Regions from separate parts of the Homo sapiens genome. Here region 2 is linked to region 1. A link is a loop called in an ENCODE intact Hi-C map of the cell type or tissue named here. Cell type or tissue: gastrocnemius medialis. All regions are shown on one strand. Each heading gives the region's core, and the rest is flanking DNA. Links, peaks and the distances in the headings are about the cores only.

What was found. Hi-C counts contacts between places; a loop is a spot of excess contacts. Peaks named below come from ENCODE experiments on the same cell type or tissue, not always from the same donor. Only the 100,000 strongest peaks of a DNase experiment are listed, where the experiment ranks them.
Region 2: it touches region 1 in a loop (13-fold over the local background); 79 of 110 quality-filtered maps call a loop at or near these places.

Annotation. Positions count from the first base shown.
Region 1 is chr5:131,809,409-131,812,320 of GRCh38, forward strand. The region is part of intron 12 of MEIKIN (meiotic kinetochore factor); the gene reads right to left. Among named protein-coding and RNA genes, the nearest start is that of FNIP1, 14 kb to the left of the region's middle. In gastrocnemius medialis, for the core only: a CTCF peak has its summit at 1,675 (motif pointing right); no DNase peak of the experiment used is centred there; H3K27ac peaks cover 1,980 bases.
Region 2 is chr5:132,001,710-132,004,621 of GRCh38, forward strand. All of the region lies in intron 1 of ACSL6 (acyl-CoA synthetase long chain family member 6), which reads right to left. It overlaps ACSL6-AS1 (ACSL6 antisense RNA 1), which reads left to right and starts at 1,864. Exons shown (of 2, transcript NR_183256.1): 1 at 1,864-2,102. RefSeq lists an enhancer at 45-640. In gastrocnemius medialis, for the core only: a CTCF peak has its summit at 1,546; DNase peaks (open chromatin) are centred at 572 and 1,664; H3K27ac peaks cover 2,500 bases.

The DNA.
Region 1 (2,912 bases), core at 220-2,719:
TATACACACTTACCTGACATATTCTTTACATGAGGTGGCATAACCCAATTTACCATCAATGACGCTAACCAGTCAGCATATTTTAGGCTTTTTGCAATTTGATAAAAACCAAAGAACAGGCTGGGTGCGGTGGCTCACGCCTGTAATCCCAGCACTTTGGGAGGCTGAGGCAGGTGGATCACGAGGTCAGGAGATCAAGACATTCCTGGACAACAGATGAAACCCTGTCTCTACTAAAAATACAAAAATTAGCTGGGCGTGGTGGTACGTGCCTGTAATCCCAGCTACTCGGGAGGCTGAGGCAGGAGAATCGCCTGAACCAGGGAGTCGGAGGTTGCAGTGAGCTGCCACTGCACTCCAGCCTGGCAACAGAGTGAGACTCTGTCTCAAAAAACAAGCAAACAAACGAACAAAAAAAAAAAAACAAACAAAACCAAAGAACAGTTTTCAAAAGGGAGATGAAGAAAGCTAAACTTGAGAAATTAACCTAACCTATAGAAACAAATAATTATTGCATAATGAGTGATTATTATATGTCACACTCTTTACAAAGATTATCTCTAGTCCTCACAACAATTCTTTGAGGTAAGAACTACTATTTTACCAATTTTACAGATAGGAGGCTAAAATTCAGAAAGTTTAAGGAATGTGCTTATGTAACAGTTAGGATTTGAACTTAGGGATGTCCTATTCTTAAGTGATTTGTACTACCATCTTTCGGATACTCGAATAAATATGTTTCCACTTCATTTGTCATATATCTGTGTGATACTTCTGCCTGCTATTATTATCTAGAAAATCAAATTTCTCACTAAAGATAACATATGCATCCAGTTAAAGGCCGTGATTCTACAGTACTAGACTGAGATATGAATTCATAACACATAATTTATCGTCTCTTCTGGAGCTCAAAATAGAATAAAAAAAAATCTTAAAATTTACTATAAGGATAGCTGCAGGTTTTGTCTGATTAGCCAAAAGGTATTATTAGACTTCTCTAACACCTCAAAGTTAAAAGTGTCCTCTCTTGGGTTCCTACAGTGTCTTGTTCTAGTTCTGATTCTACAAGTAATAAGCTCTGTGCATTTGGGCAAGTCACTTAACCTGGCCAGGTCATTTTTGTTATATGTAAGATGAGTAAAATAGACTAATGAAATGGTTCTCAAATGTTTGTGCTTACTGGAATCACTTTCAAAATGCAGGTTCCTGTGCCATCTCTAGAGACTGAAGTTTACCAGGTCTGTAGTTATTCTGGTGAGGTAGTCAGAAGGACCATGCATTGAGAAAGCTTAGACTAGATGTTTTCTACAGCCTCCTTTATCTGGCTGTCACTATTCCAACGACTTACCCACACCACCTCCTCTATCACATCTCTTTGGTTCACTTTCACCATTGTTTTTTATTTAATCAGCATAGTGCCAGTTATTAATGAACAAAAATCATACTGATCACAGTCCTAGACTGAAATTCAAAAGTGAATTTCACCCTGTAGTCCTGATTAGATTACTGCCAAAATAGCTAAAACTTTAAATGCCAGGACTAAAAATAGGCTGCTGCATGTTTAAAATAACATGATCACTAGTTAGCTTGGTGCTTTGCTATTTTTACTAAAGGAAAGAGAGAAGTGGCCAGAGGTTGAAAGGGAAACAGGAGGCAGCTGTTACGGTGAGAGCCTAGAAAGAGGCCAGGAGATGGCACCGTTAGTTCATTAGTTCAACATTAATGGGGAGGGGAATTAAGGGCAGTTATCTCTGTAAATTAAACTAAAAAACTTCAGTCTGAACACTCAAAAGAACCTCCCAGACACACTTTGGTTTTGATTTGTTGCATACTTAAGTCCAGAATTTTAACAATATCTAACGTCAGAAACTAATATGACAGGCCAAAAAGATCAAATTAAGAGTGTTGCTAGTGTTATTTGTAAACTTTTTCTTTTCTTTTTTTTTTTTTTAATTTTTTATTTTTGAGACGGAGTCTCACTCTGTCATCCAGGCTGGTATGCAGTGGTGCAATCTCGGCTCACTGCAACCTCTGCCTCCTGGCACCTGCAACCATGCCCAGCTAATTTTTGTATTTTTAGTAGAGACAGGGTTTCGCCATGTTGGCTAGGCTGTTCTCGAACTCCTGACCTCAGGTAATCCGCCCACCTCGGCCTCCCAACGTGCTGGGATTACAGGCATGAGCCATCATGCCTAGCCAACTTCTTCTTTTTTTTTTTGAGATGCAGTCTCACTCTCGCCCAGGCTGGAGTGCAGTGGCACGATCTCGGCTCACTGCCAGCTCTGCCTCCCGGGTTCATGCCATCCTCCTGCCTCAGCCTCCTGAATAGCTGGGCCTACAGGTGCCCATCACCACGCCCAGCTAATTTTTTGTAGTTTTAGTAGAGATGGGGTTTCACCGTGTTAGCCAGGATGGTCTCGATCTCCTGACCCGCCTGGGCCTCCCAAAGTGCTCGGATTACAGGCCTAAGCCACTGCGCCCAGCCCGGCCAACTTCTTCTTAAAGTATAACAAATACACAGAAATGTACACATATGTACAGCTTGATAGGTTTTCACAAACACAACATACCTGTGTAAACAGCACTGACATAAGGAAACACAACATTATCGGCACCCTAGAATTCCCCCTTGTAATCCCTTCCAAGTAATGCCCCCACTCCAACAAGGGCATCCACTATCGTGATTTCCATTATAGTTTAGTTTTGCCAAGTTTTATACTGTATGTAGATAATATTAAATATACTCTACTGGGTCTGGCACCCTTTGTTAAACGCATCATTATGTTTGTAATTTTGTATATAACATGTAATATGTAACAGTTGCATATAACTTTATATTGTTGATTTTCACTGCTATATAGCACTTGAATGAATGAATATACCATAGTTGATCCATTTTACTTAATGGGCAT
Region 2 (2,912 bases), core at 290-2,789, 190 kb after region 1:
CAACTAGCCCAAGCTCACTGTGAGCATGCCTCCCTTTAGCAGCCTCCACTGCCCGCTGGCCTCCCCATCCTCATGACAGTACCTCTCAAAAATCTCACTCACCCTAAGCCCTGCTCAGGGAATGTGGGTCCACATTCCTGATGCTAGCACCAGGAAGCCAGGCACAAACAATGCTTTCAGGAACTTTAAAATATGAATAGCCTTGAGAACAGAGGAGCAAACAGATACACAGTGTCTTTCACACGCTCTGAGATAAACGTTGCCCTCACCATGAATTAGGCAGGACAAAGTTCTCAGAGCAAAGAGGGACAGCAGGGGCTAAAAAAACAGCAGTAGTCCCTTTGGAAATATTTACAGGGTATGATAACCAGGACTGATGGTGTGGACGAGTTCAGATCCTTCCACGCCAAGCCCTGGGACAGCAGGCAGGACCCTAGGAATACTGACCAGGGTCACCATCACCTCACAGGCACAGGGACACTCCCTGGCCAGGCCCTCCTGTGCAGGAAGCCAAATCCTGTGGCTGTAACACGATCCTTTGCCTTTCCGGCCATGTCCACGTTAGGACTGCTGGTGTCCCGGCCTCAGGAGCAATGATTCATTTCTGCCACTGGCTCAAACTTAGGACACACTGCAAACTAAGCTTGAACCAGTAAAGGGCATATGGGCTGCTCATGGCGAGGCCATGCACTCAGAGCTCAACTGCAGGTGGCTGGGGTACAAGCAGGATGGGATGCGACCTCCTCCAGCTAGAGGGAAGCTCCTTGAAGTAGGGAGGGTCCTGCCAATATATGGTTGGGGGTCACTGAGGTGGGGGGAGCAACAGAGGGATTTGCTTGCCTGCTTGTTCACTTAGGAGCCCTGCTGGTCTCCTGGGGACACGTGCTAGGGGAGAAATGCACAAAAGACAGAACCTGAGACATCCTTAGCCAGGGAGGGAGAACAAGGAGAGGATCCGAGCTGGGTGGGAAAGGGTAGAGAACAGGGCTATCGAAGAGGGACAGAAGTGGGTTGGTAAGTCACAGGAAGAGCCTGTAAGATGTTGGGGCCCCTGGCAGGAGCCCTCACACAGTGGCGGGAAGGAGGCAGAGGCCTGTCTGCACTGAGGACTGGGGCAGGAAGCTGAGGCTGGCAGGATGGCACTTAGCTATGGGAGAAAGGAAAAAGATGGTGATGGGTACTGTATATCTGCCTCATGCCTTCAGAGTCACAGCCCACAAGCTAATGGCACTCAGCCCTGGGGATGCAAAAGTGCCCCAGGCAAGCTGTGCTCCTACATCCTTGGCAAAGGGATTGCTGCTGCAGCCAGGATCCGGCATGGCTCCTTCACCTACCATTCCAGAGTCACTGAATTTTTTTGTAGACTAGAAAGTGAGCAAGACAAAAAGAGTTTTGCCCTTGGTTAAGGGCACATTTTCTGGCAAATTTGGTAAATAGCTGAATATTCTGGCATCCCCATAGTCTGACAAAATTCCTCTTCTGAATGCCTCAAGAAGAAACAAATCTGAATTTCCTCCAGTTTAGCAAAAGGCTGTGCTGGTCAACGGGAATCTGCCACCTCCTGAATCCCCCCTCTGGAGGTCAGGCGGCACAGCAGCTGCAGCCTTAAGCTGCTCTCCCTCCGGCAGCAAGCGGTCAAGTTCTGCTGTTGGCCTGTGAGAGCCTACAGTGTCCACAGAGTTAACATTAGACTGGAGCGGCCCAGCCCTCAGCGGGCAGGAGCACTGGGAACTCAGGCCTCCTTTTCAAGGCCAGGATGAATGGGAAATATGCAAATGGCCGCCTCCCAGGAGCGGCAGGGGAGGGCCTGCTGCTGGCAGGAGGGCATCACTCCACTTGGGTCTGTCACATGAAAGGGTTTGTATTCCTGCCGCTGGCCGGCTCCTGGCCAGGCTGGGGCTGTTCTCACCAGAAAACAAAAATGTCTTTCAGACCAAAGCAAAACGAGGCCCCAGCTGGCCCAGGCAGGCCATTGGGCGTTGTTCACACTGACCCACTATGAACACCAATCACTGGGGCTCTCACTTTGCACCCACTGGAAGGAACCCATCATCTTTGGAGACGGAACTGGAGGCCTCGGTGGCTGCTGAGGAAAGCACTACGTAAGTTCGGGGGGATGGAGGTGGGATCCAGAAAGAGGGTCAGCCCCCTCTGAGGCTCTGTTGGTTTTGTGCTTTTCGAAAACAGTAGTGGCGGAATCTGGAGTAGCACCCTTTTTTTGGATAAGGAAACTTCAGTTATTCTCACAGTGTTGATGGTAAACATGGAGAAAGAAATGGGAAGAAAAAAGTGCTGGTACACAAGAAGACCCTGCAGTGCACAGAGAGGACTTTCAATAATGGAGGGCACGTGTGTCCTCTGCCTGGTGCCCACACTCCTGCTGCCACAAGTGCCCTCGAGTGGGAGGTGGGGATAAGGGCAGCCCAGAGCCCCATGTGCGGGATCACTAGCTTCCAGGGCTGGGGCTCCTTCTTCAACCAAGGCTCCATGCCAAGGTCAGGCTTCTATCCTTTTTTTTTTTTTTTGGCTGACTTTCAGCAGCCAGAACACTGCTTCTCTGACACCCCATGGTCACCAGGAGCTGCCTATTAACCACAGCACAGACCTTGTGCCCTGTGGAGCATGGATGCCACTCAGACTCCCACTACCAGGAGAAATAGCACAGCAAGATCTCAAGCACACATGTGGCCGTTGAGCCTGAGAGGACATCTAGGACAAAACCACTTTGGAGTTGATTTTGAACCAACAGGTGGGTTGGTGGATGCTCCACAGATCTCCTGAAATCCAAGGGAGATATGTCTTGTCAGCCTCTGGGGCTAAAGGAAACTGGTATTCGTTTGGGCCACACAGTATCTTCATGAAGCCAAGGTGCCAGGCATGTCTCTGTGAGAGGTCATGGAACTGTCCAGGGA